Linked DNA regions of Homo sapiens: all the other regions are linked to region 2. Evidence: chromatin contacts called from ENCODE Hi-C or POLR2A ChIA-PET data. All regions are on one chromosome and are shown on one strand. The core of a region is the stretch at or near the end of the contact, and the rest is flanking DNA. Distances in the headings are between cores, read along the strand shown. Region 1 overlaps NEPRO-AS1 (NEPRO antisense RNA 1). Region 2 holds the start of CCDC80 (coiled-coil domain containing 80). Region 3 holds the start of CD200 (CD200 molecule).

Evidence for each region. Hi-C counts contacts between places; a loop is a spot of excess contacts on that map. ChIA-PET counts read pairs that join two places held with the same protein, here RNA polymerase II (POLR2A). Pooled maps may share reads with other maps.
Region 1: a loop to region 2 is called in a map of sigmoid colon, with 3 times the contacts of the local background. The contact joins the enhancer-like site here to the promoter of CCDC80 in region 2. A Hi-C loop is called at or near these places in 1 of 168 maps with a recorded cell type or tissue (sigmoid colon) and 3 of 50 pooled maps. POLR2A ChIA-PET finds 5 or more read pairs at or near these places in 2 of 52 experiments (BJ and OCI-LY7).
Region 3: a loop to region 2 is called in a map of ovary, with 8 times the contacts of the local background. The contact joins the promoter of CD200 here to the promoter of CCDC80 in region 2. A Hi-C loop is called at or near these places in 1 of 168 maps with a recorded cell type or tissue (ovary), 1 of 37 single-sample maps with no recorded cell type and 6 of 50 pooled maps. POLR2A ChIA-PET finds 5 or more read pairs at or near these places in 2 of 52 experiments (H1 and WTC11).

Annotation. Positions count from the first base shown.
Region 1 is chr3:113,150,266-113,155,083 of GRCh38, reverse strand. All of the region lies in intron 1 of NEPRO-AS1 (NEPRO antisense RNA 1), which reads right to left. It overlaps LINC02044 (long intergenic non-protein coding RNA 2044), which reads left to right. Exons shown (of 4, transcript NR_110823.1): 3 at 1,596-1,812. Among named protein-coding and RNA genes, the nearest start is that of LINC02044, 15 kb to the left of the region's middle. Within about 2 kb of position 3,481, at least 10 of the 41 ENCODE cell types and tissues checked have a DNase peak (open chromatin) inside an H3K27ac peak, as active enhancers do; they include sigmoid colon, where a contact is called at or near this core.
Region 2 is chr3:112,639,146-112,643,787 of GRCh38, reverse strand. CCDC80 (coiled-coil domain containing 80) reads left to right here and starts at 2,645. Exons shown (of 8, transcript NM_199511.3): 1 at 2,645-3,461; 2 at 3,872-4,642. The coding sequence starts at 3,883.
Region 3 is chr3:112,330,941-112,335,278 of GRCh38, reverse strand. CD200 (CD200 molecule) reads right to left here and starts at 2,123. Exons shown (of 6, transcript NM_005944.7): 1 at 2,055-2,123. The coding sequence starts at 2,066. LOC105374042 (a long non-coding RNA gene) reads right to left here. Exons shown (of 5, transcript NR_147411.1): 5 at 2,525-3,093. RefSeq lists enhancers at 1-45, 542-1,498, 1,499-2,456.

The sequences.
Region 1 (4,818 bases), core at 2,232-4,731, 510 kb before region 2:
TTCAATGAACAAAGACAAAACTCCCCACCACCCTCATGATGAATGTATTCATATTTGGAGATCCCTAATATCAGCAGTGCTTAAGAATTTGGTCTACATAAACCTTAACATGTTTTTCAAACATTACTAAACACGAGGTCAAAAGACATGAATAAACTCTTCAAACAGGGGAATACAGAAAATTACTCAACACATAGAAAACAGATCAGCCCAATAATAATGAAAGAAATGAAAATATAAACAAACTTATATAAGTTAGTGAAAAAATTATTTTATTATTATCAAAAATAAATAAATAAATAAATAAATAAAAGGCTGGGTGCTGTGGCTCTTGCCTATAATCTCAGCACTTTGGGAGGCCGAGGTGGGAGGATGGCTTGAGCCCAGGAGTTCAAGACTGGCCTGGGCAACATAGTGAGACTCTGTGTCTCCAAAAAAAAAAAAAAATTACTCGAATGTGGTGGCACATACCTGTAGTCTCAGCTAAACAGGAGGGTGAGATGGGAGGATCCTTTGAGCCCAGAAAGTTGATGCTGCAGTGAGCAGTGATTGTACCACAGCACTCCAGCCTGGGTGATAGAGCGAGACTCTGTCTCAAAAAAATAGAAGAAAAAAAAAGAGGAGACTGCACTTTTTGATACACAGAATGTATATACAAAACAATGTTAGTTAAAACAAAAGAGTGAAAAATATTATGCATGAGCTGACATGCATACTTGTATTTGAGAATTTTTTGGTGACCTATAAAATGGAATTTAAAAACTCAGTAGCCACACTTACAATCTGCAATCTGATTTCCTTGGAAAATATAATCTCCATTTCTACCTCCTCCTTTGCCAGTTATTTGCACTAGTATATCAAAAGGACATTCTTCTTTTTAGGTGCTGTATCCAAGCCTACTTCATCAACACAGATTCCCATGAACTGTAGAGCAGCAGGGTCAGAAAGGACCCGGAGACCAAACAAGCCATACTTTCATTTTACAGAGGCAGGAATGTCCATAAAGAGGGAAGGTCTTGCCTAAGGTCTCTCTGCTAGTTAATGGCAAGGCTAGTATAAAACATAAGTTTCAATCTTCTTCAGTACTTAACACAGTCACTGGTACATAGTAGGAATTTGAGAACATTTGTGGAATGAATGACTGACTTTCATAATAGAAGACTGACATGGCAGAATTCATTGGAAAGCTCACATACTGGGAGTCTTGCTTCTGGGCACCCAGCTGAGAGTCAACATCTGAATATGAAAGATTTGGACTCACAGAGCAGAACCAAAACGGAAAACAAAGTAAAAACCAAAACCGAAAACCAAAAAACAAACAAAAAACAAGGAAGGGAAACCTAAAGCCATGGTCTGGCTTGGTAGAAGGCTACTATTTGACTTAAAATACTTGGAACATTAGTAATTTTCATGGGTGTGTCTGCTGTTCTACAGATCTAGGTTCTGGGCAATTAAAAGCTATGGGTTTATTCTGGTTTATTTTAGGCAGCCTGCTGTGGCCTCTTCCTATTGTGGTTGAGGACATTGTGTGGATGGGCAAATGCTTGGCCTCCTATTTGGATTCGAGACTAATGCTCATTATTTTATTTCAAAAGGAAGAAGAGCTGACATAAATAGTTCATGGAGAGTCCTGGTGGGAGAAGGTGATATCTGTCTTACTGCAGAACTAGGGTAATATGAAGAAAACCAACATGGAAAACCGTGTCTCCCTCCTTGTGTTGTTTTGGAGGCAGTCCAGGAAAGGAGGACGGATCTACTTTCTAACTTGTGGAGAGATCATGGGCAAGTCACCCTGGTCTAAGTTTCTTCAAGGTAAATTACAATCCTGATTAAGAGGTTCAGAGAAGGTAACAGACATGAAAGAATTTTGAAAAATATAATATGTTATATTAACTTGTGGTGGTATATGATGGAGTTGAATTCAGCATAGGAAATAATTTTTTAAAAAGCTGTGTTGTGTTGCTACTTCTTTAAAAATGATGGCTAATAAAAGAGAATGAGCAGAGAAGGCCGTGCTTATAAGGAAGGAAGGAAATAACTGAATGATGGGTTTTTACATCATAGAACAATGGTAAAAACATCTTTGGCTGCAGTTTCCTCTTGTCCACTCATCTACCTACCAGCTGCTACTAAACATTAAACATTAAAGCATGGTAAAGAGGACTAAAAAACAAACAAACAAACAAACAAATCACCACCACAACAACAAAAAACTAGGCAATAATAGACCTTTGCTAAAGTTTATCCTCCTTTTCAGCATCCTTTTCTATCAGCCTATAGCCCATCATAGAACCCTGGCAAATATTAAATAGCTGTGGTCGAACAGAAAAAAACAACAGTTTTAGAATTAAGAGTTGGGTGTGGGCCCGAGTTCCTGCACATGTTGGCTGTGTAACCTGGAGAAGTTTTTTGTTTGTTTGTTTGTTTGTTTTTGAGACGGAGTCTCGCTCTGTAAGTTTTAAAAGTCTTTCTTATCCCAGATTTCCTCATCTATAACAAAAGAAGAACAGCCTACTATCCGGGCAGTGTCCAAATGAAATAATGTTTGTGAAAACCCTTTACAAACTGTAAAGTGCATTAGAAATGCCTATATTGTTATTCCGTCTTTTTGCCTCAGTTTCTTCATTTGTAAAACACGGCCAGTGACACCCATTTCACTAGGATATTTTGGTTCCCCGTGAAGCCCTCTGCAAGTAACTGAGTCTCATATTATACCTCACCCTAGATCTACAGCCCCTTATTTCTCTACCATGTAATGGAATATTTATTTCCAGCCTGACATTTTTGTTTTCTATTGTCTTGTTAGATATCACCCTCAGAGAGCTTCCAATATACTTGATAAGTGAAGACCCTCCCATGATTTACCTGCCCACACCTCTCTTTTTACAGGGGCCTGCTACTGTAGAAAGCTGGGACCCATGTTTGACAAGAGGCTCTTGGTTCTCTCCACCAAGAGGATTTAGGCATTCACCCTTCTTCAGACACTCCTGCCATGCTGATTACAGGGAGACCCCAGAGAGGTGAAAAAGCAGAGTGGACCGTGACAGCCTGAAGAACATTAAAAAAGAGCTTGCAGACGGTGCCACTAAATGCCTGAGACACTGAGTGAGAGGAGGGGCCCCATCCACTGAGCTGGCCGCCTCCTGTCTTCCCTCAAAACAGATAGCTCTTTCCATTCACTTCCACATGCGTCTATTCTCTGCCTCTTGAGTGGGCCTGAAACTGGAAAACATCTGCACTAGTTTCGTTTGGGTGTGATTTATAAGGACTCCCTGCGGTCCCCTCTCTCCCTTCTCCTCCTCTTCACCTCTGGGGCTTCGGGGTTTGGTTTTTTTTTTTTTTTGTTTTTAAACAGGCTTGTGTTTCTTGAGACTGGGTCACCTTGATTTATTATGCCCTGGACTCATTAACAGAAGACTCTGGGACAGGTCATTTATTTTCTGAGTGGTAATTTCCTGTCCTACCCCAGCCTGGCTCAGCAGGGGCCCAGTGGAGCACAGACTTATATTAGCTGCACTGTCACCATGGGAGAACAGAATTGAGCAAGAAAAGTTCAGAGGGCAAAAAACATCTCTTAAGAGCTTTTCTCCTTACTCTGATGATTTCCTTCAGAGTCCCTTTTGGTAGCTCCCTGTCTCTCTTTTTTTTTCTCCCTTACCCCAGCAAATGGGATAAAGTTTAACAAGTTGCACGACTGCCTTCTTAAAGGAATAAACACTGGCCTTTCTTCTCTGTTTCATGTTTGAGTGATCCAACATTTATATGCAAAAATAAAAGATAGGGAGGATACTAGTGGGCACCCCAAGCTGAGGATGAATTAGATGAATTAAACAGTCCAAATTTTTACCAGGCCCTTGTTACAATAATATATTCACGTTGAGGCACTGAAATCTGATGTGTTAATTTTTAGAGAGACCAGAAGACAAAGATAAAATTACTCAAGATTTTCAGATAGGATCTTGGGATGAAGATTAAAGAAATTGACATTATTTAGCCTAAAGTTCAGAGGCTGAAGAATGATTTATTAACTGTTTCCAGGTCTCTGGAAGGTAGTTACATATAGGAATGATGGTGACCAGCTGTTTTCTGACTGCACTAAGGATAGAATGAAAGGAAGTGGAATCAAATTGTAGTAAAATGGCAGAATAAGTAGTCATAAAGGTGAACATCCATGGCTAAAGTCTATTGAGGAAGATGAGATATATCTTTAAAGCTGTAAGCTTGTTAGCCCCATTTTATAGGTTAATGAATGGAGGTTCAGAGAGGTTAAAAAACTTGACCAATGTCCATCACTGAGGAAGTGACAGAACCAGGTCTAGCTGGACTCCACAGTGTATGACAAGGCTGACTTATATGGCAAAGAAATTAACAAGAAATACAGAAAATAGTCATTTTATGAAGTGCCATTAGCCTAGATTGGCTCATGTGCAGAGGACAGGGGATTCAATTCTGTGGACTTAAGGTCCTGGGATTCTGTGCTATACCTGCCTCTGTGTTGGGAGGACAGTACCCTCCATTCACTCTCAGCCCAACAGACAGGCAGAGAGGGCAGACAAGCACTGCAGTTTCCCTGAAACAGTCTGAAGATTTTTGGCTCTGTTTGTGCTGGTCATGTCTGTTGCTTGTCATGGGCTGCACTCCCAGACGAAGGCTCTGGTTTCAGGAAGGCCATGAGGATGATGGGTTGTGGGTGTCCAGGGCACAGGAAAGACATCCCTCCTACGCACAGTGCATGGCGTCCCAAAGGTTCATCCCTCATGGGAAGGCCAGTTAGTTAAGGAGGTTCCAGAGTTTGTTCCACGGTGAGGATTGGAATTT
Region 2 (4,642 bases), core at 1,396-3,895:
ATTAGTGTGGGTCTGACCAGTTAGCACACTCCTTTTTGGATGCCTTCTTACATTCACTCCAGCTTTCATCAAATAACTATCCCCACCCTAGTTTCTCTAAAGCAGTTCTAGTTTGTACATTCTTTCCTTTCCTCCCCACAAATTACTACAAAACAAATGTCAGGTAGTTTCCTATCAATTAATTCCCAAATTAGCATTTCTAAAGTCTACTTTAACATTTTCTTCCTTTCACCTTTTTCTGACTCAACATCAATGTCTTCCTTTCAGATATCACCAACCCCCACCACCCTCCCCCAACCCCTAGCACTAATTGGTTAATTGTTTCTTCAGTTGCAGAAAAATAGAAAGATCTAAATGGAGGACTTACAAAATATGGAGCTCTTAAATAACGGACTTGAAATTGAGAATTATTACAAGCCATTAATCATTATAGATCTCCCCGGAAATGAATGAATGAGAATTTATCATTGCTCTTATTAGGTACGTGCCTCCAATACTTCTTCAGGAGGATTTTCTGAAGCCCCAGGTAAGCGTTTAGGCATTGAGATGAAAACAAGCATGAGAAGCCCCACTTTGCCAGTGTGTGTGTATGTATCTGTGTGTGAGAAGAGACTGGGGGAAGGAGTTGGGTGTGGGGTGGGGACTAACGGCGGCGGTGGAGTGTTAGGTCCTCTCTGGTGTGTGTGTTTAGTGCGCCATCTGGTGACTGAAGCTCACAGAGGGAAGAAAGCCTGAGGTCCTAGGAAGACAGGCACAACCCAGGGTTGGGGTGGCTCCTCATGGTCAATTCGGGGTTGCTAAAGTGGCTGTATTTCAGCTTTACCAGCGCACAGGTGACAAATGTTGTGCACATCATGGAGAGGTTTGTGTAAGTCATGACTTATTCAAGAAAAATAATAAAGGGCTTTAAGGACCTATTGAGAAAAGCAAAAAGTACAGTTACACAATTATCCCAGACAGTAGGACTCTAAAAGTGTAAGTACTCTGGTTGAACAAATAAATGAAACTCTTCTACGAATGTGGGAAATGCAAAAAGGAATTGAAGGAAGGGAAAAAACTGAAGGTATGAGTAGAAAATTAAAGAGAGAGGCAGGATAGCATCACGCTTTGTAGGCTGTTCTAAACCTGGGTTCAAATTTCAGAGCTACTGCTTACCTTTTGTGGGACAATAGGCAATTTATTTAAACTCACCAAGCCTCAGTTTGCTCATCTATAAAATGAGGATCATTCTGTTTACTTTCTAAGGATACTGTGAGGGTTAAATAAAAGAATTCACAAAAATACTAAGCCCAAAGCTTCACATGTAAATGCTCAATAAATGGTAGTTGTTATAAGCAGAGAGAAGAGAAGAGGAAATGAAAAGCCAGAAGGGAGAAAGCTCAGTAAGGATAGTGTAGGACGCCTTAGAAAATTATGAGAAAGGAAGTAACATCTAGGACCCTCCAACTTAGCACAAGGCTAGGTTGATCAACCCAACAGGTGAATACCACGAAGGCTGCAATCTATGACTCCAGTGGACAGAGGGTCTCTGCCTGAAGCCCACTTTTGTTATTATCCTTACAAGTGTCTGAGAGAATGCCACAGCAGGGCTGGCCATCCTTCTTGGTACCCCTGGGACTTCAAGGTGTGGCCGGGCAACTCTATAGTTAACCTCTATACAGGACTTTCTCAGTTCCATGCTCGTAGCTTATGTGAAAAAAGTCAAATGTGACCAGGGCAAGATGGGGCTGATCAAGGCATAACAACTAGGGATGAAGTTTGATCCAGTGAGGGACGCTATTAGCATGACTGAGCTGGCAAGGAGGTTTCTGAGAACCCTGGCTTGTCACTGTTGGTGGCAGTTAATAGTGACATGGAGAGTCAGCTCGCCCAGCATGGCCGGAAGAAATATCCACGTAACCTGAGACCCCTTCCTTCTCCATTGAATCCTTATGGCAGACTCAGGAGGTGGAATCCCAAAGCTGCCTCACTCTCTCTTTCAGAACCTGATAAGTCTACTTCTATGGATTGCCTAAAGCCCTTCAGACATCTAAAGTCTCTGCAGAGGAAAATATTGCACTACACACACACACACAAACACACACACTCGGGACCTCCAAGGGAGCCCTTAGTCTACCATCTGCAGCCAGAGCTTTGAAGCTAGAGATCATAATGCCTGTTCCCTGATGTAACAGTCAACTGCAATCTCGACTTGCAGCCATTGCCTGCATTTCTAACCTTTTACCAGCTTCCTTCCATGCCGAGGAGAAACTAGGACCAAGAACACAGTAATATGATCCCCAATTAGCATAAAATAAAAACAACCTAGTCATGTTTTCCATGGGCTTTTCCAACCTCAAACTAAAAGCACAAAGCAGGGAGAAAGATATAAGAATATACACATGGGACTATAAATACATATATACTGTCTGTGTCAGCACAGCCAAGCACCCTGACCCAAATGAGTATCTGTCTCTAAGAAAAGAATGTAGCCTGATGCAGAAATCTGAGAATTTTCTCCTTCCAAAGTACAGTGTAAGAACAGACTGGAAGAGAAGTTACCCCGATGACTTGGTTTGGAAGGGGTTAAGGCACCAGTCATCCTCTTCTAAAGTGATTTATGATGATGTGTGGAGTTTAAAAACTTTACCCCACCCCAAAGAACAGCCTTCTCACTCCTCACTGAGTCCACTCTGAACGTGCTAAAATGGGAAGGAGGCGGTGTTTTGCTGATCTGTTAAATTCTTAGTGAAGTTTCCTTGATTTCCAGTGGCTGCTGTTGTTTGAGTTTGGTTTGGAGCAAAACTGAGGTAGTCCTAACATTTCTGGGACTGAATCCAGGCAAGAGAAAGAAGAAAAAGAAGAAGAAAAAGAGGAGGAAAAAGGTAGGGAGAAATAAAGGGAGGAGAGAAGCACAGTGAAAGAAAAAAAAAGTCCCTTTTCGACATCACATTCCTGTGTTTTCCCTCAGCCTGGAAAACATATTAATCCCAGTGCTTTTACGCCCGGAAACAAAGAGACTAAGCCAGACTATGGGGGAAAGGGAGATAAGAAGGATCCTGGAACTTTAAAGAGGGAAAGAGTGAGATTCAGAAATCGCCAGGACTGGACTTTAAGGGACGTCCTGTGTCAGCACAAGGGACTGGCACACACAGACACACGAGACCGAGGAGAAACTGCAGACAAATGGAGATACAAAGACTTAGAAGGACAGCTCCTTTCACCTCATCCTACTTGTCCAGAAGGTAAAAAGACACAGCCAGAAAGAAAAGGCATCGGCTCAGCTCTCAGATCAGGACAGGCTGTGGATCTGTGGCGGTACTCTGAAAGCTGGAGCTGCAGCACACCCCTTTTGTATTGCTCACCCTCGGTAAAGAGAGAGAGGGCTGGGAGGAAAAGTAGTTCATCTAGGAAACTGTCCTGGGAACCAAACTTCTGATTTCTTTTGCAACCCTCTGCATTCCATCTCTATGAGCCACCATGTAAGTGTGTAATCTTTTCTGTCTTTGATCTGTTTATTTGTTTCTTTATTGCTTATTTTGAAGGAATGAAATGTGAATGTTGTCATAATTAATATGCTAGTTTGCATTTTCTTTGGAGCATCCAGAGCATTAGTTGAAACAGTACAAGCATGCTGACTGGGAAACTGAATTGGATTTCCTGCTTAATGTAACTGTCTCTGTTAAACACTAACAAATTATAGGGGATTGAAAGTAACAGGATCTCATCCCATTTTCCATCTCCTGACCTCCCTCCTTCTCTCTAACCAACCTTTTCCCCTCCCCTTGGCTGAGATACAGAAAAAGAAAATGACCAGCTCTGTTTCCAGATAAATAATTTTCTTTCTTTTTTCCCCCTCCCCTTTGTTTTATGACCTCCGTGCATCGCAAAGTGGATTACACAATGACATGGAGAATGGGACCCCGTTTCACTATGCTGTTGGCCATGTGGCTAGTGTGTGGATCAGAACCCCACCCCCATGCCACTATTAGAGGCAGCCACGGAGGACGGAAAGTGCCTTTGGTTTCTCCGGACAGCAGTAGGCCAGCTCGGTTTCTGAGGCACACTGGGAGGTCTCGCGGAATTGAGAGATCCACTCTGGAGGAACCAAACCTTCAGCCTCTCCAGAGAAGGAGGAGTGTGCCCGTGTTGAGACTAGCTCGCCCAACAGAGCCGCCAGCCCGCTCGGACATCAATGGGGCCGCCGTGAGACCTGAGCAAAGACCAGCAGCCAGGGGCTCTCCGCGTGAGATGATCAGAGATGAGGGGTCCTCAGCTCGGTCAAGAATGTTGCGTTTCCCTTCGGGGTCCAGCTCTCCCAACATCCTTGCCAGCTTTGCAGGGAAGAACAGAGTATGGGTCATCTCAGCCCCTCATGCCTCGGAAGGCTACTACCGCCTCATGATGAGCCTGCTGAAGGACGATGTGTACTGTGAGCTGGCGGAGAGGCACATCCAACAGATTGTGCTCTTCCACCAGGCAGGTGAGGAAGGAGGCAAGGTGAGAAGGATCACCAGCGAGGGCCAGATCCTGGAGCAGCCCCTGGACCCTAGCCTCATCCCTAAGCTGATGAGCTTCCTGAAGCTGGAGAAGGGCAAGTTTGGCATGGTGCTGCTGAAGAAGACGCTGCAGGTGGAGGAGCGCTATCCATATCCCGTTAGGC
Region 3 (4,338 bases), core at 874-3,373, 310 kb after region 2:
TACAAAGATCTGCTCACCCTGCCCATCCACTGCTGGGTATTATACTCACAAAGGCTTTGGTTTTGAAGTGAAAAAAAATATATAACTCGATAATTTTCTCAGTATTACTGAGACTGTTCCATCCTATCTAATTATCTAGGAAAGTCAGAAAAAATCAGGCCAAATATTTCCTCAGGCTCCATTGCCAGTGCCCACCCAACACATTTTGTTTTATTTTCAGCTAAGGCAATTGTGGAGACAGATACTGGCATTCCAATTCTATGTGATATTTTTTAAACCATTAGGCTTCTCTGACGTGGAAATCCAGGCTCTACCAGAGGCCATGATGAAGAATGCAGAATGGACAAGCTCTCATAGAGAAAATCTGTGTTTTAGGACAAGAGAGAAAGCAGATACATACCAAACCATATATTGTGGACTGGGAGCCAGCAATGTTAAGAAACAAAACACAGTGATTGAGGCAAAGGAAATCAGAAGGAAAGCCTTACTCTTAAATAGATACGTATTTTTATTTTACAGGTTTTTTTTTTCCTCGAGTCTGTGCAGAATAACTGAAAATACGACCAATCTGAAAACAACAGTATTTATATGTTTACAGGGAGGTGACCGGGGCTAAAACAAATACTAGATTTGTGAGCAAAAGAAATCATTTTACCTCTCTGAGACTCCGGAAAAGTAATAGTACCAATCTAATGGTTAAAAAGACTAAATGAAGTAGTATATAAAGCTCCTAGAATACTGCCAGTAGAAATAAGCACTAAATAAATGTTGCTCTTATCTCACATAGTTATTATGAGAATTAGGCAATTAAAGCACTTAGTATAGAGCCTAGGTTATAGTAAATGCCAATACGTGTTAGGTAGCTAAAAAAATTAATCGATCAAATCATATAGGGGGAACTACAGTCCTGAAAACAAAGAAGCCCACTTATAACCCTTGCCATGCAGTCCAGGGTTCACAAAAACCTGGGTCTTACCAGACAGCTGCCCACCTGGTAGCTATATTGCCCCTATTCATGCCTCTTCCTCAGCAAGTTTCTATGTCCAAATCCACATTACCCCACATGTAGTCACAAGGACTTGGAAATATCAGCCTTTCCGCCTGTTTATGTGTAAAACGAGGTAATAATTCATTTTTAGAAGGATAGTTACAAAGAAGATTAACAGCATCTAGCTTGCAGTAGACCGTAGCTCACAGACCACCATTCTCCTTTGTTAAGAAAGACAGTGAAATCATTGGCTATGTGGTCTTGCCAACAAACCATACATGAAAAAATTATCTTGAGGCATTCACTGTATTTGGATTCTTATACCAATACCATTGTATTTGGATTTCATATACCAATGGGATATATGAAAACCTTCTCCGTTTTTTGTCTTGTAAGCTGGTTCCGAATAAACAAAATGTCTGTTTCTCTAGATACCCGGGGTTAACCCTTCAAAGCATTATGATCACAGAGCATTTCAGCTCTCTCAAGTGTAGCTTCAGCTTTAACTGATCCTTCATGGCTTCCCCCAGGCAAGGGCTAGGAGGGAGAAAGGGGCTGCATAACAAAGAGGAGACGCAGGAGCTCTCCCGGAGAAAGCGAGCCTGGAAATCTGTATCTCCGCCGCAGCTTTTGGTGCCAATATGGAACCAATACAGCATTTCTCTTTCCCTTTTGGGGGCAGTTTAAAATAGGCTGTGCCTCCCCAGTTTTGGGAGCTGGAGCCAGTGAGCCGAGCCGAGCCTGCCCGGAGGATGCGCCAGCTTCGTCAGCGCGGATCAAGAGCCCCCGGAGCCCCGGCCTGGTGCATCTTTTTTTCAGGCAATTGGAATGGAGAATCTGGACGCCAGCAGCTGCCTGTAAACCACCCTTTGGAAGGCAAAATCCGTTTCTCAGCAAGAGAAAGCGCTTAGAGAAAAGCGCTGCCATCAACACCGCTGATCTAGTCCCCGGACCAGATTGTGGCAAGAGCCGAAGCTCCGCGCCTTCCACTCGCCGCCCGCCCCAGGGCCACCGGCTCAACATCGCCTGCCCTGCGCCCTCCTTCCCAAGCCCCGGCCCCGCTCACCAGCCTCTCCATCCTTGCTCCTGGAGGCGCGCGCGAGGTGGCTGACTGCGGATGTGCGCCTGGAGCTCTGCTAGGCAGGCGGGAGGAGCGTCACCTGTGCCCCTGCCGCACCTCCCGCCTCTTCCTCCTCGCTAGCCCCCTTCTCCCACTCCGTTTTCCCCACGCCCTCACAGGAGCGGAGGCTGTCTGTGTGGGGGGAATTAAATGATGTTTATATTCAGCTTTGTCTATTTTCAGACATTTTTCCCTTTTCAAAGGTGACCGCTGGGGAAACTGACAAAGTGTTTGGAAAAAAAAAATCATTTTTTTTTTTCCATTTTCCTGCTACCTGGACTGAGAAAGGAAATGAGGTGGGAGGTTGTGGAGATCAGTTGTTGACCTGTTAGCTCTTGATGTAGTGGCAAAGGATTCAAGCTGAATTTAACCAATGGACTTTTTTTTTTTTTTAAAGAAAAAACTTACATTTATTATTTTTAAATCCAGATTCAAATTATATATTTAAGCAATTCCGTAATGATTTCACCTTTCATGATGTGATCAATTCTTTGGTGAAGAGTTTCCTTCCACTTGCATTAATGATGAGGATTCTTTTTTCCCTTCTCCTTCTCCTTCTTCTCCTTCTTCTTCTTCTTGAGACGGAGTCTCGCTCTGTGGTCCAGGCTGGAGTGCAGTGGCGCTATCTTGGCTCACTACAAGCTCCGCCTCCCGGGTTCCCGCCATTCTCCTGCCTCAGCCTCCCGAGTAGCTGGGACTACAGACGCCCGCCACCATGCCCGGCTAATTTTTTGTATTTTTAGTAGAGACGGGGTTTCACCATGTTAGCCAGGATGGTCTCGGTCTCTTGACCTCGTGATCCGCCCGCCTCGGCCTCCCAAAATGCTGGGATTACAGGCGTGAGCCACTGCGCCCGGCCCTCCTCCTCCTCTTCCTCCTTCTCCGTCTCCTTCTCCTTCTCCTTCTCCTCCTTCTCCTTCTCCTCCTCCCCCTCCCCCTCCTCCTCCTCCTTCGTCTTCTTCTTCTTGTTCCAGAGTTCTTGGCTCTTAAAAAAAAAAAAAAAAGGACAAAGAAATCATCAAGTGTTCACCTCCTGAAGGCTTTTGTGTTTTACTACTACCACCCTCTCATAAGGAGCTGGGACAAAGCTTTGGGGTTTTGTTTTTGCTTCTTTTTACAGACAAAGTCTCGCTCTGTTGTCCAAGCTGGAATGCAGTGGTGCGATCATAACTCACTCCTGGGCTCAAGGGATCCTCTCACCTCAGCCTCTAGAGTAGCTAGAATGATAGTTGTGCAGCCACTATGTCCAGCTTTTTTTTTTTTTCCAGACACGGGGTCTTGTGTTGCCCAGGCTGGCCTGAAATTCCTAGCCTCAAATGCTCCTTCTACCTTTGCCTCCCAAAGCAGTGGGATTACAGGCATGAACCACTGCACCTGACCTATTCTCCCACTTCTTTTTTTGGGGGGGGGGCGGTGGGAGACGGGGGCGGAGTCTCGCTCTGTCGTCCAGGCTGGAGTGCAGTGGCGCGATCTCGGCTCACTGCAAGCTCTGCCTCCTGGGTTCACGCCATTCTCCTGCCTCAGCCTCCGAAGTAGCTGGGACTACAGGCGCCCGCCACCACGCCCGGCTAATTTTTTTTGTATTTTTAGTAGAGACGGGGTTTCACCGTTTAGCCAGGATGGTCTCGATCTCCTGACTTCATGATTCGCCCGTCTCAGCCTCCCAAAGTTGTGGGAATTACAGGCGTGAGCCACCGCGCCCGGCCCCTATTCTCCTACTTCTAACACCATAGACTAGGCTCACCTGATTTTGAATTTTATATGAATGGCATCGTAGCATATGTCTTCACTTGTTTCTGGGTTTTTTACTCAACAGTAGATTTTAAAAATCCATCCATGTTATTGCCTGTAGTGTGGCTTATTCATTCTCACTGATGTATAGTATCCTATTCTGTAAATACTGTCTATTACAATTTATTTATCTATTCTTCTATTAATTAACATTTCTTTGTTTTTCAAATTGGAAGCATTTTTCATAGTGGTGCTATAAACATTCTTATACCTGTCTTTTCACAAGCATATGTACATCATTCTATTACATTTATTTTTCCCATATATTTTCCTATCACTTTATTTTTAACCTTCCTCTATTAGAGAAATATTAACTGCACACTTGGAAAAAAAATTCTCCCACCTTGGCCTCCCAAACTACTGGGATTACAGTTGTGAGCCACTGCACCCGGCCTTAACCTATTTGTATGTTGTAATTACTGATATAATAGGACTTTTA